Regions from separate parts of the Mus musculus genome. Here region 2 is linked to region 1. A link is a loop called in an ENCODE intact Hi-C map of the cell type or tissue named here. Cell type or tissue: left cerebral cortex. All regions are shown on one strand.

The links. A loop is a pair of places that touch in the nucleus more often than their neighbours do. Peaks named below come from ENCODE experiments on the same cell type or tissue, not always from the same donor. Only the 100,000 strongest peaks of a DNase experiment are listed, where the experiment ranks them.
Region 2: a loop joins it to region 1, with 2.7 times the contacts of the local background. A loop is called at or near these places in 12 of 42 quality-filtered maps.

What each region holds. Positions count from the first base shown.
Region 1 is chr14:66,860,716-66,868,715 of GRCm38, forward strand. It overlaps Dpysl2 (dihydropyrimidinase-like 2), which reads right to left. Exons shown (of 14, transcript NM_001378767.1): 2 at 4,367-4,455; 3 at 1,758-1,942. Among named protein-coding and RNA genes, the nearest start is that of Gm5464, 4.1 kb to the right of the region's middle. In left cerebral cortex, a CTCF peak has its summit at 4,949; DNase peaks (open chromatin) are centred at 3,354, 4,984, 5,985, 6,440 and 2 more places; H3K4me3 peaks cover 4,196 bases; H3K27ac peaks cover 4,389 bases.
Region 2 is chr14:66,949,795-66,957,794 of GRCm38, forward strand. No RefSeq gene overlaps it. Among named protein-coding and RNA genes, the nearest start is that of Gm24258, 17 kb to the right of the region's middle. In left cerebral cortex, CTCF peaks have their summits at 1,767 (motif pointing right), 3,524 (motif pointing left) and 5,735 (motif pointing right); DNase peaks (open chromatin) are centred at 393, 3,523 and 7,758.

The DNA of each region.
Region 1 (8,000 bases):
TGTGTGTGTGTGCGTGTGTGTATATGTGTGTGTATATATATATATATTGCATTGTTAAGTGTGGGAATGAGAAGAAAGTATTAGCTATGTAAATACTTACTGTACAGATGAGATCTAATGCCCAGCAAGTTCATGCTGAGAAGAGACCAGATCCCTAGACTCCTGATTCCTAGTGAAGGGTACTTTCCTGTCACAGAGGCATGGCAATGCTTATTGTAACCGACCACTCCCTGGGAAAATGTTGTCTGTGGAATGCTAATCCACAGAGGCCACAGCACAGGCCTCCTTGGTGTCCACTTCAACTCAAGGCTGGTTACCACCCTGATTTGGCCTTTCTATCTGATATTAGAGTGGTCTGGATTTCTTTTGGTTCACTCAGAAAAAAAAAATGGGGAGGGATCAGGAAGTGACCGCTCAGTCAGTGGGATGCCAAGAAGCCAAAGAGACCAGCAAGCCAAGATGGGGCTATCCATGAAAGGCTCTCCCAAGAACGTCACTCCCAAGGCAGAGCGGCAAGAACCACCCCTGGAGGATCTGTCTGGGAACAGAGGGCTGTCCCCAACACTTCAGACTGAAAACCAGGATGATAGGAACAACAGGGAGCTGGTTCTAATTTAAAATGCAGGAGCCACAGGACATTACGCCTCTGGTTTCAGGAAAATGATGAGACCCCCAAAGCCACAGTCATCACTGAAAAAACACCCAGGAAGACAGGCCTCAAAAAGCACAAACTGTGGGGCTCTTTCAGTGTTGGTCCCAACCCCGCTAAACTTTCCCTCCATGACACAGAGAACTGACAACGTCAGTTCTTTCTTTGGACGTCTTTGGACAACGTCCCTTTCTAACAAAGGACTCTGCTAGGCCACTGTGCAGCTCCTTCACCTCCCCCAGCCCACCAGTCAAAAGGCTTGCTGGACTCAAACCACTCACAAGCAAGCTCTGAACACAGCTGCCTTGTCTGGCGAATACACTTTAGACTTGGTTGAATCAAGAACACAAAACCCTGAGAGGGACGCCATAAAAGCACACCACTGTGGGTGCCTACAGCTTTCCTATCTCACAGACAAAGCATATCAGTGGGTCTTGTTCCCAGCACAGTAGCCCATCTCATTCAGTGTCCAGAGCAGAATAGAATAGTACTCCCTTGATGGACCTCCCTGTCATTGGAATAGAGGTTTCAGTCGAACACGCCATTGCGTCTGAGTGTGGTGGCATATGCCTATCACCCCAGCATTTGGGAGGCAGGGACATGAAGATCAGGAACAAACCTCAGGTATAATACAGAGGGATTGAGGCCAGCCTGGGCTACTTAAGACCTTGTCTGAAAAAAAAAAAGAAAAAGAAAAAACAAACAAACAAAAGAAAAAAAAAAACAGAAAATTCTTCCCTATTCTATCTTCATTCTGAGAAGAATCCTTATAAGTTTTATAATCTAATATTTATGACTTCAAATGCCATACTTTCATAACCCAGACACATTTTGAGGTCAAGGAGGACAAAAGTGTCAAAGACAATCAAGCAGCTAGGCCTCCTCTCATCCTCTACCTTTTCGTAGAAGCTCACCATCACGTTCAACTGCAGGAACAAAGCTTAGGAGAAAGTAAGGCTAAGGAAATAAAGACAGTTCACTCTCTGTGGTCTCCTTATTGGGTAGATCAAACCTCTGCTCCGTTCACCCAAGGGAAGATTCTAGTGTCACAGGCTCATTTTCAGACTGCCCTGAATCCAGGTTAAAACTGATGGCGCCCAAGTCTTACTGATCATGGTGGTTCCCCCGGCCAGGGCCGCCTTGGTTCCCTGGAAGAAGTCATCAGCGGATGTCATTCCCTGGTCAGGCATCTGGAAGCGAGTATGCACGTCAATCCCTCCGGGAATCACCATTCTGGAGTGGGCTTCGATGGTCTTCACCCCTCCTGGTACAATCAGGTTTTCTCCTATTTGCCTAAGAAAGCAGAGTTGGTGAGAGAGAGGTGCCAGGGAAATGTGGAACCAAATTGGATCTGACAATCTGTTTTCATTAAACTGTAAGCATACCTTCCCTGCACGACGAGTGCTTTTTGGGTTGTTACTCTAATCTTTCATGGGAGCCCCCGCCCACTCCTCATCCTCATTCTCACCTTCATGCAGAATGAACTAGGAAGCTAGGCACAGGGGCTCATATAATCCCAGCGCTTGAAAGGCTGACATGAGAATTATATCTAGTTCAAGGTCAGCCTTGGCTACAGAGTGAGTTCCTAGCCCACCTGGACTAAACCCAACGGTAACTTACACGAGGCAGCAAATTCCCCATTCAATGCCAAGTTATCAGAAACCTCTAAGATTGAATAATGACAAAGCCCCAAAACACTTGCATAACATTCGCTCCGCCATCTCCCGACAACCCCCATTCGGCTAGTTTTCCAATAACAACTCACTCTAGAGCTGACTCTCTCTCCCAACATCTGTTTGCCCTATTTTTCCTTTTCAATGTGGGAAAAATGGAGGTGGTAGAGTGGATAGAGAGAGAGAGAGCAAAAGCAAAAAAAAAAAAAAAAAGGAAAAAGTAAACACTGTAATTCCAGCAACTACAATGTGGAAAGCAGGTGCTCATGGACTCAGATAAAGGTAAGAAAACAAACATCCATGGTGGCGGTGCTGGGGACGCTCATCATACCCACTGGGGGAAGGGGGGCTTGTGGCGGCTCTTTCTGTTTGTGAGGTTTTTGTGTGTTGTGTTGTATCTGAGATAGTGTCTCTCTCAGAGCCCTGGCTGCCCTAGAACTCACTATGTAGACCAAGTTAATCTCAAACTCAGAGAACAGCCTGCCTATACCTCCGAAGATGTGGGATTGAAAAGTGTGTGCTACCACACCCGGCTGTAGAGTTTTATCCTTGAGACAAGATCTCCTCATCCTATTAAAAAAAAAAATTTTTTTTTTTAATTTTACTACATCTTTCCACCAATTTTTAAAAAGAAGAATGAATAAAGGAAGAGCTGAATTTCTCAGACAAGTGAACTATCCTAAAAATAGTATCATCAGGCTGTTCCATTCCAAGCCAGTGTCCTTCAGCCAGACCCATCACACTCTCCTATGACTGGGATGCCAAAGGAATAAGAAAGTCATAGCCTGTGATTGCTCAAAGCTGGGACTGTTACAGACAAACACACATGGAGAAAGCATTAGCTATGGAAACACTAAGATCCATTTTGGCTTCCTAAGTCAGGATATGAGCTTCCAAGCAATCAGAGCCTGTCCAGCTCGCCCTTCTCCAGGCTCACTTGCTGCTGGAGTTTGATGAACACTGCTTATTTACAAGATGTCATTCCCTGTGATGTTTGTCTTTGAGCAGATGTGCTCTCTCTCTCTCCAGAGCCTGTGAGCTGTCCCCAGAGGAAAGGCATGAAGATATTGTTGTACACTGTTCAATTAACCCTCCAGAGTCCCAAAATACCCAAACTCAGAACCCAGTGCACAAGCAACACAGAGTGGTCTTATCTGTGCTAGGAACCACTTCAAGAATTGAACCTTAGGGCCGGAGAGATGGCTCAAGGATTAAGATCACTTGCTTCTCTTCCAAAGGACATAGGTTCAATTCCCCACACCCACAAGGTGGCTCACAACCATCCTGTTTCACAGGATCCAATGCCCTCTTCTGACTTTCAAGGGCACAACAGGCACACCCATGGTGCACATACATACACAGAAGCAACATATTCATATACATGAAATAAATCTACAAGAAATTTTTTTAAACAAATAAAGAAATGAAATCTAAAATCCTTCTAAGATTAGGCAGTCATTTGTCTGAGGTGCTGGTAATTAACTCAGTGTCCTGTGGCCCTTCCTGACTAAGCAAGCAGATACACATCTTAACAGGACAGGCTGCAGCTGCATTCCACATTTATGTCCTATGCCTGAGTACTCCATCCCAAATAACTGCAGTGTAGCCTATCACAAACCAAGTATATGAACTGGCAACAGGGGGACGCTGGGTCACCTCTGTTAAAAATAGTAGATTACATAATACATGGGTGTTTGTGTGTGCTGTGACTTCGAATTCCCCGAATCTGAATCTCCAAATTTATTAATTACCACCAATAAAAACAAGCTTAAAATATGCTAAATTGGTCACTTTTTGGTTCTTGGCAGTGCCTGACTGATGCCAGATGCACATTCTACCAATGTTACAACATTCCCAGCCCAAGCTCAGTGACTCTTGGAGTCATTAAAGCTTGAGACTACTACATGAAAGAAGTGGAAGCTTAGGAACACTGGGAAGGGGGGGGGGGAATGCATGTATATATACACATACATACACACACACACACACACACACACACACACACACATACACACACCTCCACATAGCAATGAATCGTACTTACTTGATCAACCCATCTTCCATGTATATGTCTGCATAGAAGGACTGGTCATCATTCACAATCTTGCCACCTTTGATCAGAAGACGATCGCTCTGTAACAGAGAGGGGAACCAAGTCACAACACATAACTGCCGCAGGAGAAGCATCAATCAGTCCCGAGGAAAGGGAGGTGAAGGGCATGCTTTTTACCATTCAAGAGTGATGCTCAAAGCCAGGAGATTTTGGAAGGTACCTTAACCAAGGTGAACCTACGCTAGACAAGCCGTTCATTGCCTGATTCATCAGAAGGCACTGACAGCGCTCACCCCTGACAAACAACCACCTTTTAAAGAACGCCTTAGAGTCCAAAACAAAAGGGGCATTACAGAACACCCCAGCAAAGGAAGACAATCCTTCTGAAATTATATTTGGCTAAACCTCATCTTTTAAAAAATAATTAATTAAAGAAAATTCCACCCACATGTAGGAAAGTCATGTCTTGGCAAAGTTTTTGTCGGGGAAAACTGACCAAAAGTCTGTTGTCATAGCAGATGCTACACAAACACAGGAACATCGGCCATAACAAGTTTTCAGCTCAGCGCGTCCACTCCGTCCTCATTTATCTGTGTGGTGAATCACAGCAAGTGCAGTGGGCAGGGGAGGGGCTATAAAAACACACACCCATTTAACAGGTAGAAACAGAGCTTCATGATAAATTAGAGATGCGGGGGATTTTATGTCTAATACCACTACAGATGGTTGGTCCACTTTTATGTAAAGTAAGTAAATAAATAAATAAATAAATAACGATAATCCAACTGAAAAAGCCAAGAGTATGAAAAAAAAAAAAAAAAAAAAAAAAAAACGCTTTGTTCTGATGCACAGCTATCCAAAATACTGTGGGCGGGATGCATGCAGTGTCACCACCTCGGGCTGGGAGGATGTACAGGTTTATTATTTCAGAATAGGTATAAACTGTACAAGCAGAGCCATGCCCTACACTGCACTTTTCAGAACAGCATTCATCTAGATAAGAGTCAACCCAGAACTCGGTTACAAAGTACAATCTCAGAAAGTGCCACTTGCATTTTGCAACTACCAAGAAAAGGAAACTATAGAGTTTCCTTAAAAGATTCATAGAATGCTACAGAACAAAGAAAACAAGATACAGTGGCGCACAAATGTAGCCATTATTGGGCTTGGAAAATGTTTATTGTTTCTGTTAAGTTGAAAAACTAGATCAGTTTAGTTTTACACTGTAGGGTCATCTATTCAGGTGAAGGCATTGGGAAAGCCCTTGAAAACCATCAACACGGAGAGGGTAAACAAAAAAAAAAATCTTTATTAAACCTACCCCACATACATATCATGCTATCAGAGCCTTGGAACTTCTCTGGAGTGAATGGAGCAAGATTCTATGACTGTGAGGAAACTGAGGCTTCAGCCTGCAAGGGTCCCTCCTTTCTCCCCTGAGGGAACTGGCTGTGGTGTGGGAGTCAAGAAGTCCTGCTCTTTACCACCTCCCCTTCCTCATAGCAATACCTGTCACAAAACATCACTGTGAGTTCCCAGCCAACGGGCGGGGGAGGGGAGTCGGAATTATAGTCTGTTCAACCTAGAGCCTTCTAGAAGGCTTCTTACATAAGAGACTGGCCACAGTGACAGAGGGATTGAACTAATAGGTCCTAGGGCACAGAACTAGATAACTTTAAAGAATGGAGAGGGCACTCTTTTAAAAAGTAGTCTTGTTGGTTGCCTATTTTCCCCTTCCATACTGTCAAAAGATTTTTGTCTTGATCGTGCACGAAAACAGCAAATCGTGAGGTTTGCTGGAAATCTCCCCACCCCCACTGCTCAGATGCCATCCTTCAGCGCGATGAACATTTAACATGCATCCGGTGTGTCAGCCCTTTGGGATCTGGTACCGAGGATTTGCGCGCGAGGGTTGGGGGGTGGGGTGCCTTGAGAAAAGGCTAGTACCCACCCTCGCCTAAAAACAACTCAGCCCAAGCTAGAAACCTCAGGCACACGCCCCCTCCTCTGGGCAACAGTTCCTACTGCAGATGGGTGTGTCCTTGTGCACCAAGGAAAAAGAGGCCGAGGTCCCAGGGTCCCAGAGACAAGCAGAGCAAAATCTCATCCTCAAATCCCGCCTTAAAACTCATCTTCCCTATTTGAGATGCCTTCGCATCTGCATATCCCTGGGTCCAACCTGGCCAGTGCTATCGCACAGCATTATATAACAATGAATTTCCTTGGCGATTCTCCCTGCCTGGAATCTCCAAGGATGTAGAAAATTAGACTGGTGAGATTTTTTTTTTTTCAGTAAAAGATGCAAAGAGAGGGGGAGGGCAGGGCACCACCCTCTGCATCCCCGAAGCATCGTAAATTCCTCGCAGAGGTGCTTGTCGGGGATGGAGGCCCTGAAAGAGGACGGCATCTCGGCCACCACGATCATTGTCTGGAACCAGCCGGGCCATCTGCGTGAGACGCGAGTCGCAGCCAGCGCCATTACCTCCGCGAGCTTGCTCGCTGCTGTCCCCAGCGCCCACCCGCCCAGCCCGCTTTGTATGCGCCACCACGGCCGCCTCCCTGGTGGCGGAAGGAGCAGAAAAGACGAAAAAGAGAGCCGGAAACCCTGCCAAGACCCCAGCCTCAAACCAGAGGGTTCCACGGGTCCTCCGCGTCCACAAAAAGCTCCCGCCCTTCTCTGCTCATCATTGAGTCCCTCCTCATCATCCCGGTTCACCCTGCCCTTTCCAGCATCCCTCCCTGTCATGACGCCTCCGGGCTGGAACTCGCTCTTTCTCACAGGAGGAAGGCTCCAGAAAGCTCTTTCTGGAGGGGGCGGAAGAAACGGGAGAATCTGTTTTCCCAGCTCCCCACACCCCCAAGCTCCCGGATCCCAGCCTCTCCGCTCGCAGTCGGAGAACAATATCAGAGCGTCGACCATGCATATTCAATCTGGCATCCATTTGCTTGCACCCCGCGGGCAGCGCTGCAGCATCTCGTGCTGACAATGAAAGATACAGCGGATCTGGCGCGCTACCCAAGGCTACCTCCATGCATCCTCGCACCTATTTCAATGCCTTGCAAATTGCGTGCCTTATAACTGTTATTGCATCTTCAACCCCAACCCCCACCTTCACCACCATCGCCTACGTTGGCAACAAGAAGGAAAAGTTGAGTCTCTTTCCTTCGCCTTTGAAATACATTTCTTAGATAGTCTATGTCACAAAAGGTTGCTCGCCTTTCTCAAGTACCAAACTTACCGTGATGCGTGGAATATTTTTCTTCCCCTGATAAGACATCTCTCCGGGGGGCGGGAGGAAGTAATCTCAAGAGGACAGCTTTAAAGCAAAGATAGCCGGAAAAAAAAAGACTTGGTTTAAAATATATATATATTTATATTTGTAGGAAAAAGGTACAATCCCTTAACTGGTCTTGCTATTAGGAGATTTCAAAACAGATGCAATCCTCTGTCTCTTTTCCTCTCCTCCAACACAGATCCAGCTAGGGCGGAAAAAAGAAAGAGGGAGAGAGAACAGGAGGGAAGGGGGTGGAAATAAACTACAGCAATAAAAGCCTTGGTTCCAGTCGGCCTCGATCGCGCCTGCGCCGCCAGCCACTCCCTTTCCTCCCAGGCAAAAGCCATCCG
Region 2 (8,000 bases), 89 kb after region 1:
CAAGCTGGAATGATTTACCTCAGCAGTTCCATTTTTCAAGGAATAATAGTAATAAATAGTACCTGCCCCACCTACTGGAGACCACATGATGCCGACTGGAAGGCACTCACGTGTTCCACAGAAACCGTAAGTGTGGTGAATGCCTCCACTTCTAGAAGCTTCTCCTAGCCTTCATTTCTCTCTGGGCGGCATTAGCACTTTCACAGGCTTGGAATACAGGATTTAATAAATCTTATCTGACTTTTGAGGGGCCAGGAGCCCCCAGCTGTCACCTGGGCTGCACGTCTTATGAAGAGTGGCAGATGGCAAACGTGCGTGGGAGCAGCTGCGAGACGTCACACGTCACTAGGGAGGCACAGATGGAAGCCACCGCAGGGACCAGGGTACACACACCTCTTAGAATGGCTGACATCCAAGGTTCTGACGGTCACAAGCAAGGGTGGGGCGGCAGGAGCTCTCTCCTCTGCTGCTCGCTTTGAGGAAGACTGGCCTGAAGACAGCTCTGCAGCTCTGTACAAAACTAAACAGTCCGACCCAGCACGACTCAGGAGTCACACTCAGATACATCTGCTAGAAACCATGTCCACACACAAAGCTGCACACAGATGCTTACAGGGGGTGTATTTATTTCACTAAAAAGGGGAAGTGAACGGACAAACCCTACAATGTCTGAGTCTATTATCACAGGGACTGTCCAGAAGGGCAAAACCTTGGAACAATAAACCATCAGGGCGTGGCACGGCCTTGAGGTGAGATGTAGGCACGGCAGGTGCACTGGAGGGGTTTTTAGGGCAGGGAAACAACTCTGTATGACACTGTAATGATGAACAATTGTTGTCACACATCTGTCAAGACCCAGCAAACCGGCATAGCGCAGCACGGACCTAATGTAAAACTATGAAGCTCAAATGATGGTGCGCCGATATTGGCCCATAAGTGGAAAACAATGTACACTATTAAGGCGAGATGTTACCAACAGGCCAGACATAGGGGTGTTTGCCCAGATTCCCAACCTCTGGGGAGTCAGGAAGATCAGTGGTGTTCAGAAGTTCAAGTCTAGCCTTGGCAACACAGTGAGACCCTGTTCTGTTCATGAAAAACAAGGCTGGCAAGAAGACTCAGCTGGTAAGGGTGCTGTCACTTTGCCTGATGTCCTGAGTTTGAGCTCTAGAACCCATAAAGCGAAAGGAGAGGCGCATTCTCGCTCAGACTCAGTGTATGCGCATGCGCGCACCATGCCCGGAAGCTAACTTTCTGATGTCAGGTTTCTCCTACCGTGGGTCCTAGGGAGGCTTGGGTCTGGCCACGGTGCTTTGCCGGTTGGGCACATCACTGGACTGCCTTCCTAGCGTTTACAAGGATTTGTTGGCAGTTTCCTTTGCAGCGCCTCACATGTGTCTTTGCTTTGCATGCTGGATTCTGAACCCTGGTAGGTCGTGGAGAGGCTCTCTGGTCTGGGCTCTAAATGCCACCGTTTGGGCGTCCACTCTTTGTCTAGTTCGGGAAGTTGCCGCTCTGACTTTACTGAGCAGACTCTGCCTCCTGGTTTTAGCACAGCTCCTGTAGGCTGGTCTGTCTCTGATCGCTTCATCACAGCTCAGCTTCTTTTCGGATGCTGACACTTGAACTCCGAATTTCCTCAACTCCATCCACCATTTTTTTTTTTTTTTTAAATAAAATGTTCAAATCTCTTTTTTAAAAAAAGATTTATTTATTTATTTTATGAGGATGAGTACACTGTAGCTGTCTTCAGACAAACCAGAAGAGGGCACCAGATCCCATTGCAGATGGTTGTGAGCGACCATGTGGTTGCTGGGAATTGAACACAGGACCTCTGGAAGAGCAATCAGTGCTCTTAAACGCTGAGCCGTCTCTCCAGCCCTCCATTCTCCATCTTAACGTTCTTTCTTCTGCTTGGTTCAGGATGTTCGTCTACCACGAGTGACTGTGTTGGTTTGTTTTGTTTTTTTGGTTTTTTTCCCCCTTCAAAATTTTCATTTCCAACACTTCTGTTTTGTTTTCAGACTCTAATGTTCTTTGTTGAATTTTCCTGCCATGCTGCTAACTAGTGCATACATACTGACTCTCTCGTCCATTTGCTGACATTTCCTTCCATGAGCCTGACCGTCTTCTCTGGGTCCTGGATTCAGCCCACCTGTTGTCTGTATCCTCTGGAGTCACTGGTCAGTCTTACAAGTAAACGTCTGAAACCTGTGTCTCTTGCCTACCTTGGTGGCTTTGAATTCAGTGACTGGAGAGTTGGGCTCTTTTGAAGGGTCATGTTACCTGGCTTTTCCACACGCTTCTGTCCTGTGACTTTGTTAGTGGGACCTCTCTTCCAGCTTTTTTGGGGAATCTTCCTGTGAGCAGTCTAGTCTAGAGGGCTGAATCCCCAACGCTGCTCAGAGCAAAGAAAGAAAACTATTGTAACAAGGATCTCAAACCCTGCAACATACAGAATGACTGAAAAGCAGTTAGAGCCCCAAGCAGGACCAAAACTGATCTAAGCCTGGAAATGTCTAACGCAATGCAGAATGAGCTGTCAGGTTAGAAAGTTAGAGCAAATGCGGGGACAGTCAATGAGAGGAAGGAAAGACGTAGAAAGAAGGAAGGACAACAGGAGAGCAAGTTAAAGAGGGAAGAGAGAAACGAAGCAGAGCAGAATGCTTTGAAGAGCAAGAACGAGGAGTAAGAGATGATAAAAACAGATTAGCATAAGATCTCCCAGTAATTAGAAAGCTTAAAAAACAAAATCACACCCATGTAAGAAGAGGAATAAAAATTTTAAATGCTAGATTTTAAAAAAAAATGAAACTAATAAGATAAGTCAAAACAGCTGTGGCGGGCGGGGGGGGGGGAGCTAAGATTCTATTCTGCACATAGTTTTCTGTGCAGTTATAACTGTGTGAGAGGGAGAAACTGCCCGTAAGTATTGCAGCAGGGGACTCAAATAAACTTTTTTGAGAATTGGGAGTGGGGTAAAAAATTTGTCCAGTAACAAGAAAAAACTGCATGAGGGCTGGAGAGATGGCACAATGGTTGAGACCATTTCCTGCTCTTCCAGAGGACTTGGGTTTAATTCTCAACATGGCAGCTCACAACCATCTATAACTCCAAATGTCCTCTTCTGGCCTCCACAGCCAATGGGCATGGATGTGGTACACAGACATAAGTGCAAGCAAAACACTTACACACATAAAATAAAATTTTTAAAAAAGGGAATCTTTTTTTTAACTTGGAAAAGAAAAGTGAATTGACAAGATTGAGCTATAAAAGGGCATAAAGAATAAAACCACGTATTAATTGTTTTGACACAATAAAGTAAAAATACTACTAAAAACAGTTAAAAATAAAATGGGAGAAGAGGAAAGAAGAAACTAGCGAGGAGCATCAGCCCAACTGTGCACTTTGCCCTTTCTGCAGTCATTGCCTCTACTGAGCCACTACCCTGCAGATCTGATGGCTCCCGGAGTCGCCTCCTCTTTATGGCTTGCCTTCTTTGTACACTGGGGGCCTCTGCTGGCCACACGTAGCTTTGCAGTGTGGGAGCTGAGCAGGTGTCTGTGCTCCAGGACAGCCTGACTGTAAGCAGCCCCTGGGGTAGTTCATGTTCTAGCTGTGGGGTGTATCCTGAGTATACACTCCAGTGGGAGAGCAACCACAGCGCTGAGATATGTTCAAGCCGAGACCCCGTCCTCATGGCTCACAACTCGCCAAGTACAGATCTCCCTGGGCCGAGGTCAGCGGTAGGTATAGAGTATTATACCTATATAGGTTGTATAGGTAGGTATAGAGTATAGGTGACTCTGGGAGTTGACCTACCTGCTAACCTCTGGCTGAGGGTTGTCAAGTCAAGAGTTTTCTCTGCTGATGGCCACTGCTTGCTAAGCTCTTCTCTGTGCCTCCTGCCCCTGTGCGTCTCAGCCTAGTTTCTTTTCAGTGTTACCTGTGTCTTCCTGTTTGTGTACACTCCCCCCCCTTTGCCGGGTGTATGTGTGCACTCACATTCGCGTATGTATGTGCATGCATATTTGTGTGTGACTTCATGTGATATGTCACAGTGCACGTGTGAGGATCACTTACCAGCTTGGGGTTGGTTCATACTTTCCACACTGTGTGATACACAGTGCTTGCTCGCTGGTGCCTAGCTGGCCCACACACTTCCAGGGATTCCCTTGTGGCTGCCTACCATCTTGCCTTGGGAGTTCTTCAATTACAGAAGCACTGTGGTGTCCTGCTTTGTGTGGGTACCGGGATCCAAACTCAAGTCTTCACACTTGCACAGAAAGTGATTAACCCACTGAGCCATCTCCCTAGCTAGATGCCGTTGGTCTCATGCCAATTCTTTGCCTCACCCAGCTTCCATGGAGACTCTTCTTCATATATGTGTGTGTGTATATATATATTCTTTTATTAGATATTTTCCTTATTTACATTTCAAATGTTATCCCCTTTCCAGGTCTCCCTTCTGGAAACCCCCTATCCCATCCCTCCTCCCCTGCCTCTATGAGGGTGCTCCCTCACCCACCCACTCCCACCTTCCTGCCCTGGCATTCCTCTACACTGGGGCATCCAACTCCCTCAGACCTAGGGCTGCTCCTCCCACTGATGTCCAACAAGGCCATCCTCTGCCACATATGTAGCCAGAGCCATGGGTACCTCCATGTGTTGGTTGGTGGTCCAGTCCCCAGGAGCTCCAGGGGATCTGGCAGATTGACACTGTTGCTCCCTGCATGGGGCTGTAAATCCCCCAACCCCTGCACCTAGCTCCTTCAGTCCCTTCTCCAACTCCTCTATCGGTCCAATGGTTGGCTGCGAGCATCCACCCCTGTATGTCAGGCTCTGGCAGAGACTCTCGGGAGACAGCCATATCAGGCTCCCATCAGCAAGCACTTCCCGGCATCCACAATAGCATAATAGTGTCTGGGTTTGGTGACTGAATATGGGATGGACCCCCAGGATGTAGAGAAAGTGGAACACTCCTCCATTGCTGGAGGGATTGCAAGCTGGTACAACCACTCTGGAAATCAGTCTGGTGGTTCCTCAGATAATTGGACATAGTATTACCGGAGGATCCAGCAATACCTCTCCTGGGCATATACCCAGAAGATGCTCCAACTTGTAATAAGGACACATGCTCCACTATGTTCATAGCAGTCATATTTATAATAGAAGCTGGAAACAACCCAGATATCCCTCAACAGAGGAATGGATACAGAAAATGTGATACATTTACACAATGGAGTACTACTCAGCTATTAAAAACATTGACTTCATGAAATTCGAAGGCAAATGGATAGAACTTGAAAATATCATCCTGAGTGAGGTAACCCAATCACAAAAGAACACACATGGTATGCACTCACTGATAACTGGACATTTGCCCAAAAGTTCAGAATATCCAAGTTTCAATTCACAGACCACATGAAGCCCAAGAAGAAGGAAGACCAAAGTGTGGATGCTTCAGTCCTTCTTAGAAGGGGGAACAAAATACTCACAGGAGGAAATATGGAGACAAAGTATGGAACAGAGCTGAAGGACAGGCCATCCAGAGACTGGAGACTCTTCTTAACAGCACTTATGAAAGTCTTGCTCTAGAGGACCTATCGGTGAGGCTACTTGTCCATGGACAACAGGCTAACCTGCAGAGCCTGACTGCTCTCTGTGATAAAGCAATTTACTGCCCTCTTAACATAAGCAAGGGCCTTTTCCCCTACACATCCTCGCCAGCAGGAGGAGCAAGAGCACCCCACTGTTTTATTCTTACTCACTGGATTACTGGCTCAGTAGCTTCTCTTGGACGTTTACTGCAGTAGAAAATAACAGTTTCGTCTCCCTTCAATGCTATCCTTACTTATCCTTATCTTTTCTCAGGATTGGTCTCTGTTTACATTTTAGGCAGCTTTGTTCTTCCCTAGTCTGTGTGCTTCGGACTATATAAGTGCACTGGCTACTGTTTTGCCCTTGAGCAGAGGTTTTGATATGTAACAACTGTCGTGACTTTATTTCTAAGTAATTCAATTTTAAGTCCCCCTGCCCCGTCAATTGGTAGGAGCTTTTATTTCATATTCATTTGTTGCTTTATATACTTGTTACTTTAAACAACTCAAAAGTATACACTAATAAAAAAATCAAGACAATCTCTCATTCGTGTGGCTAAATATAAAAATTTCATGTTTACCTCCAACTCTTTTTACAAGAAGCAAACACTACGAATTCTTATAGGCTTGTTCATAAATTACTCTGGACATTGTCATTATTATTCGTTGTTACTTGCTGTTATTTGGTTGTGATCATCCTGCATTTTTAGAATTGAGATTTTCTTTGATATCTGGTGATCAATTTCTTTTTTAAAAAAAGATTTATTTTTATTTATGTGTATGTATGCGTGTGCATACGGAGGGGTGCCCAAGGCCAGAGAGGGCATCAGATCCCCTGGAATGGGAGTTACAGATGACAGGCACAGTGGGCGTGCTGGGGAATATACTAACCCTGGTCTTCTGGAAGAGAACCTGTGTCCCAACCACTGAGAGATCTCCATGGCCCCAGGAGGTATAGTTTTAAAAATAGATTTTTAAAAAACTTGTAATTTTAATCTTGAATTCTATTTTTGTCCGGTCTGAACAATATTTCCTTAAAAGATCCTTTTCATACAATTTAAATTTTTTATATTTATTTCTTTGCCACGCTGGGGAAACCCCAAAGCTGTGCCCACGTAGTTAAGAACTCTTCGTCTGAGCTTCACACCGAGCTTCCATCAACTGACAAATATAAATTATAGGGTACATACTTATGGGGTACCATGTGACATTCTGATGCATGATAATGTGAGGTACCTTGTCATGTGTGATGTAGACTTTTTCTACAGCCAGATACTCTTGGATTTCAGAGAGGCATTTAAGAAAACATTTAACCTCACTTCCATTTATTGAGATTCCTGGTGTGGTTAGCACATTCCTAATTTTCTTTTATGTTTGATTCTTACTGTACTTTTCTCTCCCTCTTTTCTGACTTTTGTCAGATTACGGTGCTCTTCTAATGACTTGGACGTTCTGTGTTACGGTTCCAGTTTTGTGCTGGTACCCTCTCACTTTAAACTCCGGGGTGTTTTGTTTTAAATCAGGATCTAGCGATGATCAAACTATGCCCATCCTCTTGGATACCCTGCCTGGGGGTGACAGGGAACCGAGCATCCTGAGCAAAGATGCTGTGCCCGCCAGTGTGGTTCTCAGCCGCATTCGACAAAATGAAAAGAGAAAGAACCAGGAGTCAGGCAGCAGGTTTGCCTTCTGGCTCACAAGTGGGGTCCTGGTGGCCAGGAGCCAGGAACCACCAGGAGGCTACGGGAATTACCAAGGCCCAAACTGAGGACAGGCCATAAGTTACTTGTTTTAACATGGCCTGGGAAGCGTGACTGAGAGGAAATGACTGTTGAGAAGAAGGGTTTTCCCTCACAGCATGTCACCGGGGGCCATCTGGTCGGGAGGCAGAGAGAAATGGAGGCAGGGAGCTTTACTGTGGTTAAGTGGGAAAAGCAGCACGCACTGAGGACTGGCAAGCCTTGGCAGCTTTGTCCACTGCTGCCTGGGGCCTGGCCTAGTGATGATTAGGGCAGAGCTGGATAACCACCAGTGAGGGGGCACTGGGTGATGGGGATACGGACTTTGGATCAACTGGTTTGAAAGTTGAAATCCAAACCTTTTGGATTGTCTCTAGGGAGCAGCTGGCCCCGAGAAGAACAGTCTTTCAGGATCATCAAGGCCCCAGATGGAGCACCATCCAGAAATAAGAAGGCAGTTACTATAAAAGTCTCATTAAAGTGGGAAGGCTGACGAGGACACAGGGGCAGGCAAAGATGCTGCAAAAACGGAGTAAAAACTGGCTGTGGTAGGGGCCTACTGTACTGGCTGGTTTTGTGTGTCAACTTGACACAGGCTGGAGTTATCACAGAGAAAGGAGCTTCTGTTGGGAGCCGCGCCCAGTTGGGGAAATGGCTCCAT